Regions from separate parts of the Homo sapiens genome. Here region 1 is linked to region 2. Evidence: chromatin loops called from intact Hi-C (ENCODE). Cell type or tissue: dorsolateral prefrontal cortex. All regions are shown on one strand. Each heading gives the region's core, and the rest is flanking DNA. Links, peaks and the distances in the headings are about the cores only.

What was found. Hi-C counts contacts between places; a loop is a spot of excess contacts. Peaks named below come from ENCODE experiments on the same cell type or tissue, not always from the same donor. Only the 100,000 strongest peaks of a DNase experiment are listed, where the experiment ranks them.
Region 1: a loop joins it to region 2, with 4 times the contacts of the local background. A loop is called at or near these places in 12 of 110 quality-filtered maps.

What each region holds. Positions count from the first base shown.
Region 1 is chr13:97,239,910-97,245,292 of GRCh38, forward strand. All of the region lies in intron 1 of MBNL2 (muscleblind like splicing regulator 2), which reads left to right. It overlaps LOC101927385 (a long non-coding RNA gene), which reads right to left. Exons shown (of 4, transcript XR_001749966.2): 4 at 2,945-2,996. Among named protein-coding and RNA genes, the nearest start is that of MBNL2, 20 kb to the left of the region's middle. In dorsolateral prefrontal cortex, for the core only: no CTCF peak of the experiment used is centred there; a DNase peak (open chromatin) is centred at 3,092; H3K4me3 peaks cover 5,000 bases; H3K27ac peaks cover 5,000 bases.
Region 2 is chr13:97,357,365-97,362,747 of GRCh38, forward strand. MBNL2 (muscleblind like splicing regulator 2) reads left to right here. Exons shown (of 9, transcript NM_001382683.1): 7 at 118-271. Among named protein-coding and RNA genes, the nearest start is that of RAP2A, 74 kb to the right of the region's middle. RefSeq lists a silencer at 2,356-2,425. In dorsolateral prefrontal cortex, for the core only: CTCF peaks have their summits at 2,288 (motif pointing left) and 2,496; a DNase peak (open chromatin) is centred at 2,287; H3K27ac peaks cover 4,803 bases.

The DNA of each region.
Region 1 (5,383 bases), core at 73-5,072, 120 kb before region 2:
TAGCCACTGGTACAAGGTTGTATTTCTGGACTATATTCACCTCTCCACCCAACTCCAACCCCAGGAGAAGAAGTTGTATTTTCTTTCCATACCCATTTCAAAAGCTCTCCCAAGTTACTCTGAAGGTTGATTTTGTTAGATACACATACTCTTGGGAAGCTTGTTAGAAGGACAGATTCCAGGGCCCCACCCCAGACTTCTGAATCCTAGGCCCCACCTCCCATGATTCTGACTCGGGGAGTCTGAGGTGGGGCCTAGGAACCCACATTTATTGCTAGACTACACAGTGATGTTGACACAAATTATTCACAGACCTCCTGGCACAGGGGTTAGGAGAACATTCAAATCCTGCACCCAAATCCTGGCTCTGCCACAGACTAGCTGCACAACTTCAGGCAGATTTTGACATCGATTTGAATCTCAGTTTTCTTATCTTTAAAATGGGAGTAATAATTCCCACTTCTTTGGGCGATGCTTGGGATTAAATGAGATCACCTCATGTAACTTAATTACATGAGAAAGTACTTTCTACACTGCACAAAATATACATTAATAAATAAGATATAGTTATCTGGGGTGGACATAAAGCTATTAGAGAATAACCACCAATGAATGCTATAGACCCTCTAAGCAATTCTAGAAAGAGCAGGGGCTTTGACATGACTATTTCTGCAAATTCTTAAAGGCTTGATATCCCTCACAAAGATCCCATTGTTCTTTTAGCAAAATGCAAGAAGGCTTTTTATTCTACAAAAGACTTTTGGGAATGTTTACATTTGAAGGAGATGGTAAAACACTGGAGCATGTTACCCAGACTAAAGGAATCATAGTATTTCTAGGATGATTGAAATGTAGCTGCTTTTGAAAACAGGAGGGCTGGGCTACATTTGGAAAGTTTCATGTAGTGCATGTGTGAAAATGAAGCACTTGAACGAGCTCCGTGATAGGCCATGCCTTGAGCTGTTTTGGCACAGATAAAATTGCTTCTGTCCTCACTCGGGCTGTTTTTAGGTTGTTCAAGCAGATGGTAACTGGCTCACACAGGGGCCAAACTCCTGAGCTTAAAACTTTTGGAAATGAATGACTGACTGACTGAATGAATGAATGAATTTCCTCTGGGTCCAGGAAACACTCCCATTATATCTGCCGTTCCATTCTAGCCCTCTGGTCCCTCAGGAAAGGTTAGCCTCTTTGTTGCTCAGAGCATGAATATGTAAGGATTGGTTCAAGGTGTTTCCTGGAACTGAAGTCCCCTTCCTTCCTGGATGTGCTGACCCAGTTGCCTGTGTTGGAAGACTCAATATCACATGTCCTTTTTTTTCCCCACTGAGAACCCATTAGCAGCAGAGATACTTTCACAAGTTAGGTGTTTGCTGGAGCTCTGGGTCATAAGATTTGGGTCACACACAACCAAGAGGAAAGAAGTGTGGTACAGAGTCCATTTGATCAGCACACAGGGAGAAATAAGAACAGAAACGTGAAAAAAATTCAAAACAGAGGAGGGAGTGCAAAGAAAAATGTATGCTACTCTGAAATCTAAGTCTCCGTTTCAGCTTTCAGTTGAGAAAGGTTTTCAATATTTTCCAAATCAAAGTATATCTACAGATCTTCAAATCCATTGTGAATCATTTTCAAAAGGCTTAGTCCTTTCATTCAGAGCACTGATTAAAATCCAACTGTGTGCCTAGTATCCTGATGCTAGGTAATGAAGTGAAACAATCATGATTGGTAGCAATGGAATTGAGCAGTTAAGACACACATATGCATAAACATTGCACACACGCACGTGTGCAACACAGGCATGCACCCCAAAAGCCATTGGAGAACCCTGAGACCAACCCTATTTCACTTGGGCCCTGGATACTTGCTGCTTCATTTAAGGTGGGAAGGAGGGAGGGGCCATCAGAGTTAGGCGAGTTGGGTCTGACTCCAATTGGAGTGGGCCTTGTGTTGAGCTTAGAAGGATGCCTGGTTTGAGATAACTGTGCAGGAGAGTGGCATACATCCCATATCAAAGGAAACCACTCAAACAAAAGCCAATAGGAGGAAATGAGCTCTTATTGTGTGCACACATGGGGTTCCTCCGAGAGGAAATTGCCTGATTGAGGACACTTCCGATGCCTTCTGAAGCAACAAGGAAAGGCTAGGCCCATGTTCCCACAACTCGGAGAAGGTGTCTCCCTCAACCCTGGGCTAGCTGCAGTGAAATGGGTAGGATTTTGACGACACCACTGCCCACCCCCAACACACTCCTAGACCTCCAGAAACTTCAATTACAAAATGTGTCTTTGGAACCCAAAAGGCAATGTTCTTCTTTGTGCTTTAGGGTGTTTAGATCTAGGAAAGAGGAGGGAGCGGGCACGTGGCTCAAATATGTTGCTCTCTTCATAGCCAAGGCTCCCGCATTTCTTGGGCTGCATTAGGCAACTGAGACACAGCCTGTGCCTTGCAGGGTCACCTTGTTACCAGGATCCTGTTGACTCCCTGGTGCAGGTCAGGCCAACTGAGATGATGTCCCTGGATCTGCTCAGAGGGGTTTTACATTCAGTCCCCTCAGCTAGACAGTAGAGGCATCAACAATCCTGTTACCTGCCGTCTTCTACCCAAAATATAATCCTGACCCTGAACTTGTGATTTTGCAGGGCACAGAGTGGTGTCTGAGACTTGTCCTCGGCCCCATGTGGAACACAGAAACATCCCCAGTCCCCGAGAAATGTAGGGTCTAGAAGAGGAGCATACATTGCAGTTGACATAGCAGAATGAGGACTTCCTGGGTCCCGGGAGCCCCCCGGGGTTGGGGATGAGGGTACCTAAGAAACATTAAAAGAGCTTGGAATAAGCAGGACTTACTTGTTCCTTTTTTTTTTTTTCCCCCCTCCTGTACGTTGCTTGATTGACAGTTTGAGAACAGTTAAGCTTGGATCTGTGGGGATGCTACTATAACTGGCATGTATTATGGAGTCGTTGTCCAATGACATCATCCTCTGAAATTGGTGCTGGTGGAAGGAAAATGAAAGCCGACTGAGCAGGGCTCCGCACGCGGCAGTCCCTCCCCTCCACTGAGCGCATGCGCTCCTGTGCAGGCGTCTCCTTCTTGCCCTCTATCAGCCTGAAGCCCCAAAGCTTGGGCATGAGCTCAGAGTGTCACCAACCCAGCCAACCCCTCCCATATATCCCCCACTGCCCAAGTGACTATCTGCAGCGGTGGCCAGTGGCAGGCACGGACAGTGGATGTGGGAGAGAGAGTTGAACAAAAGACAATGTCCCTTGAACATATCAAGTTCCACTGCAGTTTAGGTAGATGCATTTTCAGTTTACCCTGGAGGATGAAAAATCAAGGTTCTTAGATTGCCTTATGGACTGCTCCTGACGGCTTATTTATTTAGTCAGTCAACAAACCCTAAGTGAGTAGCCAGCATGTGTCGGATGCTGTACTAGGGGTTGGGCTACAAAGATGCATTAGCCTGGCTGCTATTCTGGCCAGGTACAGCAGCAGCAAGGTCAGCCTCAAGGAGGTGAGGATAAATGGAAAGGGGGCACAAGGATCAGGGAGGACAGGACTGGCTGGCTGGGGTAGTAGGGGTAGGGGACAGGGCTGGTCATGATTTTCCAACAAGGGATTTGAACTGGGTCTTGGAGGATGCCCCATATGCCAGAAATCAACGAAAGTGGAGAAGCACGTCAGTCTTCTAATTAGCATGTTCCTTCTAATTAGTTGCTTCTAAGGCATATCAAGTTGCATCTATAAGCTAAAACTAATAGACAATTGAGCATTTAACAGTTTCTTTTTCTTTTCTCTTTTTCTTCTCTCCTCCCCACCCTTGGAGGGGGAAAAAACAACAAACGAATTAAGAGCTAAATTTGCCAGCAAATAGCATTATGTGGATGCAGAGAAAGAGGACTATTTTGCTCATCCTGGATAGGGCTGGGTAACTGAGAATTTTATCCTCCGGCATGGATCTTATTTTGTTATCATTCATCAGAAGTGGCAGGAGAAAAAAGGTAGAGGGAAACTTCTCTGTGGGCTTCTACATGTTCTCCCTACACTTCTGTCTTTCACAGTATCAGAAAGGCAAGGGGGAAAAAAACACACTCTGGTTCTTGATCATAGTAAGGACAGTATTTTACCCTCTCTTTTGGCTAAAAATGACCAAATAAAAAACAGATTCATCTCATGTAACAACGAATAATGGTGGTTTCAAAGTCCTCACAGTTTAAAGGCTAACTTACAGGATTAGGTCATAGACATGCTTGTAAAATTCCAATGTGATTCTTTAGTCATATTTAATTTCAAATATTATCACACACCAACGATAAAAATTTTAAGAAACCTGCTAGTGAAATATTTTCAATGAATTTAAGTTTTCATGCATTTCAAACACGATGACTTTTGTAGCTGTCCTGAATAAACACAAGCTGTAATTTTGAAAGCAACAAATTGACGGATGCAGAGAGGAAACCAGGCCAGTGTCTCGTTAACACTGCTGAATAGATCAAGATCAGAAAAGCCAAGGAAAGCCTGTCATCTGCTAAGAGAAATCGGGAAACAAATAGAGACAAGTCAACTTATAGTCAGTATGAATCCCCTAACCATTGAACTTCACTGAGAACCATGAAACTTTGACTTTTTTCATGTATGAACAGCACTTTTGTGCCTTTGTTTTACAATGTAGACCAACGACTAGATAATGTGCCTTGTTCTTCATTGACTTTGTAATCTCATTCTTTGCCACAAATATAATGGCCTGTTTGTTTTGCTGCTGGTGCACATTGGTCAAAGAATCAGACATTTGTTTCACGGTGCTTGTTTTGAAGAAATCAGTTCTGGGTACATCTTTACACTGCCCATAAAAACAGGGGCTTATCTGGGTGAGAGATACACCAGGTCTGCACTGGGATGGGCTTACATTTATCCACTACTATAGAAAATGAAATTGAAATATAATAAAACTGCATTTTAATCTAATTACTGAAGAGCTTGAATTATAGACTATTCATAAAGATGTACAGTTTTATTCATTATAATGACACACAGCAATTTGAGTTGGCCAAGAGTATTTTATCTAATAATGACCATTAAGAAGTTCTTATTAATAAAGAGATAAGAATGATTTATAAGTAAGATTACAGGTATTTTATCTAAATAAATAGTAATAAAACTCCTGAGAAGTTTGGTCTCAGAAGTAGGGTAAATATTCCCATTAGGATTAGGTTAAGACTTAATTTCTTCAACAAGCACACCCTCTCTGCCCTTTTGTTAATAAATAGTTCAAAAGTAAACTTTAGCCCAGTCTATAAATGGTTTCAACTCACAAAGGAATTCTGATCAGTTGGTGGTGGCTGTCTGCCTCAAAACTTGCTTGAAGAAGTTTTTGGGTGCCAA
Region 2 (5,383 bases), core at 136-5,135:
AGAGGCATCTCCTTAGCTGTCATTTTTAAAAAGAATGTTGCAATTGATGATCTCTGTGAACATGGAAGGTGTGTTTGCTTTAAGTTAGACATATCTTATCGAATTCTTCATTTCTAGGCCTTTCCCCCTGGTGCTCTTCATCCTTTACCAAAGAGACAAGCACTTGAAAAAAGCAATGGTACCAGCGCGGTCTTTAACCCCAGCGTCTTGCACTACCAGCAGGCTCTCACCAGCGCACAGTTGCAGCAACACGCCGCGTTCATTCCAACAGGTATGTGCCCTTACTGCCCTACGTCCTGTGCCCTTCTGGTCATGTGCTTTCTTCTCATTTCTCTAAGCTGTTTGGTGGCATCTAGTTTGCTTTTGAAGGTATAATACAGTTTGAAATTCATCGTTGTCCTAGCTATCTAAATGTATTTACCTTACTTTGAATGATAGCTAAAGACTGTTAGGATTCTAAAGCCAAATATTTGATAGATTGAAGAGACAGATTTAACCCATGAGAAACAGCAGTTAGGGCTTTTGGTTTCTTGTATTTGCACAAGCCCTGTAAAATTGTTTATGTAAATAAGACCTTTTATGTGTGACAATTGAAATTTGTCCTTAACTCTGAATGACCTAAAAATAGCAATTCCAGTAAATACTAACCATTTTTTTCTATTTCTATTCAGAGCACTAAAACAATGAGGCTATTCAAATTAAAGCAATTCTCTACTCATATTTTTATATTCATTCTATCTCTTTCTCCATCCTTCTCAACTTTCACCAAGTTCACAAGTATATAGAGCTCTTATCCTCAGTGTCTAAGCCAATGCCTGATACTATTACGTACGATGTGCATTAACTATGATTCCACTAAAAGATCCATTGTAATAGTCATAGAATCTTAGAGTTTAAAGGACTCTTAGTGATCTCCTCATCCAGCTGATTGTTTTACAGATGAGAAAACTGAGGCCCCCTAAATGAGAAGTGACTTTCCAAGGTGCCACAACTAATGAGAAAAAGAACTGAGTTTCCCTGTGACCAAACCCATTTACATCACATTCTACCACCTGGGCCCGCCTATATATACACATTCCACAGAGTTCTCCTGAAAAAAGAAAAAAGCAGATAAAAGTGAATTTTTAAATAACTGACCCCAAAAAGTCAGATAAAAGTAAAAAAACAAAAGTATAAATCATGTCATCCCTCCCCCATTTGCACCGACATCTCTAACCACAGACACACACACGCACACCATACGCAAAGATAGTCACCATAATTGACCATGTTTTTCACCTTTTAGTCAATGTTAGAAGCAAGGGGTAACTTAAGTCCTGGTGGGAAGACCATCCATTGAGTTCTTTGAAAGTCAACATTTTTCAGCCCACGATAGTGAAATGAAAGTAAATATAAATGAATAACAATTCTAACAAAAAGAGTTTTTTGATTCAAATCCATTAGTTTGAACTTTTCGAGCTTATTATCCATTTCCTTAAATCCCATAGCTTATCAGAGTTAACATCAGAGGGAGGTAAAATATTTCTGTGATATTCTTTGTATAAAATCTACACTTTGAAATGGATTAGTAACCTGTGAACAATACATATTTTAGTTAACATATAAATTATGTGAGCAAAGTGGTTTTCAGTGTTTTTTTCTTATTTTAGTTTTGAACCTGTCTTAAACTCACAGACTTGTAGAAGAAATCTCTAATTCAGTATTTATTAGGAGTTCACTTTTGCCCTATTACAGCCTTAATTAGTGACATCCCAGTGCTGTTACAGCATAGCAGTGTCTTAATATGTAATCTAATTGAAATAACACATTTGTAAAATAATTACTAGAAGGTAAACTTACGTTAATGTCCTGTGTGGTTTCTACAAAGTGTGTCATTGTAGACCTCTTGGCCACTAGATATTTTAAGATAAAAAAAAAAAAATTAAGGAAGAATATACTGAGGGGAAAAACGTAAAAGGAGAAGCCTGTTTCTGAAGAATGGATGTTACTGCCATTACCATGTCCTGGGAATACCTATGAAGCTCTGGTGCTAAGCCTGCCAAAAGAATCTGAAGCCCTCCAGCACATGTTTAACTCTCAAACCCAACAATGACTGATTTGTTAAATCACTGAAAGAATCATCACTTTAAAATGTTTCACCTTTTAAACATTTTAAAGCAAGGATAAACATTTCCAAAGCAAGGATAAACAACATCCCTTACGCAACGACCTGATTTTTGTTGATGAAATGTATCTCATGAAGGACCCATACGGCTACATTGGCTGCTGTGGTTGTGTACTTCCGCCCTCTGGTGGATTCTTTAAGAACAGCTTAAGTGTGTCTGGCAACCCTCAATACAGTGGGCTTTGGAAGCCAAAAAGTGGGTCCTAGCGCACCAATACAGTGACTAGAAGGGTTTCCATTTCTTACATGACATGAATATCAGAGTGAACAAGCATGTGGATCTAGTGTTCTGAAATGGTATTTCAACTGCTAAGAATTTTCACATTTCTCTTAAATGAGGAAAGAGAAAATAATTTTATTAAAAGGAAATTAAAATAATCTTTCTCCCGCTTAAACCCATACCAGGAATTTTATTGTTCATTTTAGCTTAAGTTTTTGCTTCTGATTTTCTTTCTTATAAACCCATTTTCAACTTTATTTCTAAAATGATAATGGTAATAATCAATCATTGTTCATCATTGTTGGTTTGAAACCTCTGCAAATCAAGTGAAGATGTTCAAAAATAATTATTATAACTTGGTACATAGAGGACCCATTACTTTTAAATGAACAGATTTTGATTTTTCTATAAATGTTTTACGTAAACATAAATATGAAACAAAAATAGCATTTTTGTTTTAACCATTCATAGTTAAAGCTTTTGATATGATACTAAAATTCTCCCATTGACACAATGTGAATTTGGATTTTAGGAATTCTGCCTCCAGGTTGCAAAGATATTAATATAAAATTTTATGCAAAATATGAGAGTCTTCTCCCAAACTATGCTAAGATAATTATTGCCCTGCTTGATGGCCTAGCACATTTGCCATGGGTGGGAGTTTTCTTTTTTTTTCTTTTTTCATTGGGATTATTTTAACCAAGTAGTTAGACTTTTTCTTTTCTATGTTAGGAAAGTGGCAAAACCACACACACTTACAAAAATAGCAGCATAATAATTCTTGGCATTTCTCTGACAGGTTTATTCTAAGTTACTGTAAGTGTTCTTATAGACATTATCTCATTATTCTTCAAGATGTTGCAGTTCTGTTAGTGGCAGGCACGGTTATTTGCATTTTGCAGATGGAAAAACTGAGGCTGTGTCTACACCGCAAAGTGGAACTACCCAGATAATTCTGGCTCACAGATACGACAGCTGAAATATTTGTGCAACTGAAGCAGAAAACATTTGAGAAGTCTTTGTTCATAGAATTGGTGCCTAGTGAAGTGCTTCAGCTGATCAGAACAAAGGCAACCCACAGAAGCCTTCCTTGATTTATTTCATTATACTGGAAGTACAGAATAAGTAGAACAGGGGACAGTGCCCAGATACAGCCTAATTATGAGAAACGTGTAAATGTTACATCAGATTATCACATGACTTGGTGAAAGATTGATCAGTGTTTAGTGGCATCTGTATCTGCATAAGCACAACAAAATTTATTCCATTCAATTCATTAAAACATACCTTGAACCCGTGGTATGTTCTGGGTTCCAGAGCCAGTAATGAGAATACAAAAGAGTTCATAAAGAGGTGAAAACCAAATATTATACAGAGGATGAAGGAGTACCTGAGGGTCTGGGCAAAGCTATTCGAGAGTGAAGGAGAGGAGACAATGAATTCTGCCTTCAGCATGTGCACCAGGTGGTGGTTACGAAGGATATGGAGAAACAAGACTTTCTGAAGTAGGAGAAATTTGCCTAGGAGTTTGAAGAGAAGCAAGATTTTATCAGTGGGGGAAAAGCATCCCAGTTGGGACATGGGAAGAGTGTACTTGAAGAATAGAAAATTGTCCATTGTAGCTATAACATGAAGTACATACAGGGTATATGCAGAGAGTAGAGGATGGGAGTGTTGTACAAAGGCAGAGATGGGGCTTGCTAAGAAGATCAGGACCAGAATCTGGCATTAAGGGAGCCACACATGCATAAGTTATGCATTTCCAATATCACATCACTATTAGGCCACTTAGAGAGAGAGGCTCATGGAATTAATTTGGTTAAGGATTTCAGCCACATCCAGGACTGAAGCCAAAGTAACATGACTGATCCTAGCCCAGTGTGGCTACAGGAGCTGTGGATTATTTGCAATCCCAATGATATTCACATGCATGGCACAGCAAAGCTCTCCAAGACACCCCCCTCCACACTGGAATGAAAGAAAAATAAGAGCGGATTTTTATAGGCGTAATTTTTTTTTTTTTTTTTTTTTTTTTTTTTGAGACAGAGTCTCGCTCTGTCACCCAGGCTGGAGTGCAGTGGCATGATCTTGGCTCACTGCAACCTCCGCCTCCCGGGTTCAAGAGGTTCTCTTGCCTCAGCCTTCCAAGTAGCTGGGGTTACAAGCGTCTGCCATCACACCTGGCTAATTTTTTTTGTATTTTTCGTAGAGACAGGATTTTACCATCTTGGCCAGACTGGTCTTGATCTCCTTGACCTTGTGATCCACCCACCTCAGCCTCCCAAAGTGCTGGGATTACAGGCGTGAGCCACTGTGCCCAGCCATTTTTTTATGAGTACAAGTTGAGTGCCCCTTGATCCAAAATGCTTGGGACCAGAAATATTTCAGATTTTGGATTTTTTTTTCAGATTTTGGAATATTTGGATTACATTAACAGTTGAGCATCCCATATTTGAAAATCTGAAATCTGAAATGCTCCAAGAAGGATTTTCTTTGAGGGGTATGTCAGCACTCAAAAAGTTTTGGATTTTAGAGCATTTTGGATTTGGATTTTCAGACCTGGAATGCTCAACCTGTACTATGAATGAAAAAGTAGAGTTCAGTGAGATTAAAAATAGAAACTGACTTGATGGCATGGGGAGGTAGGTAAAATAACAATTGAGCATTTTCTAAAGAAGTGACATATACCCTGAGATCTGGAAGATGAAAAGAGTGGGGTGAAGATTATTCTAGGCCAAGGGGACAGCTTGTGGGAAGTTCAAAAATAGGGCAAATGTGTAATGTGTTCAGTTCAAAGAAAAGAAAAATTAATCTGTCTGGAGCATGGTGCCAGGGAGGTGTAAGATGGCCTGGGGAGGTAGTCAGAGACTAGACCACACGGGACCTTTATCCTAAAAGCAATGAGAAACCACTGAATGGTTTCCAGCAGAGGAGTGGCCAGGCCTGCATTTGGAAAGATCTACTCTGCCAGAAGCTGGAGAATGAACTAAGGAGGGACG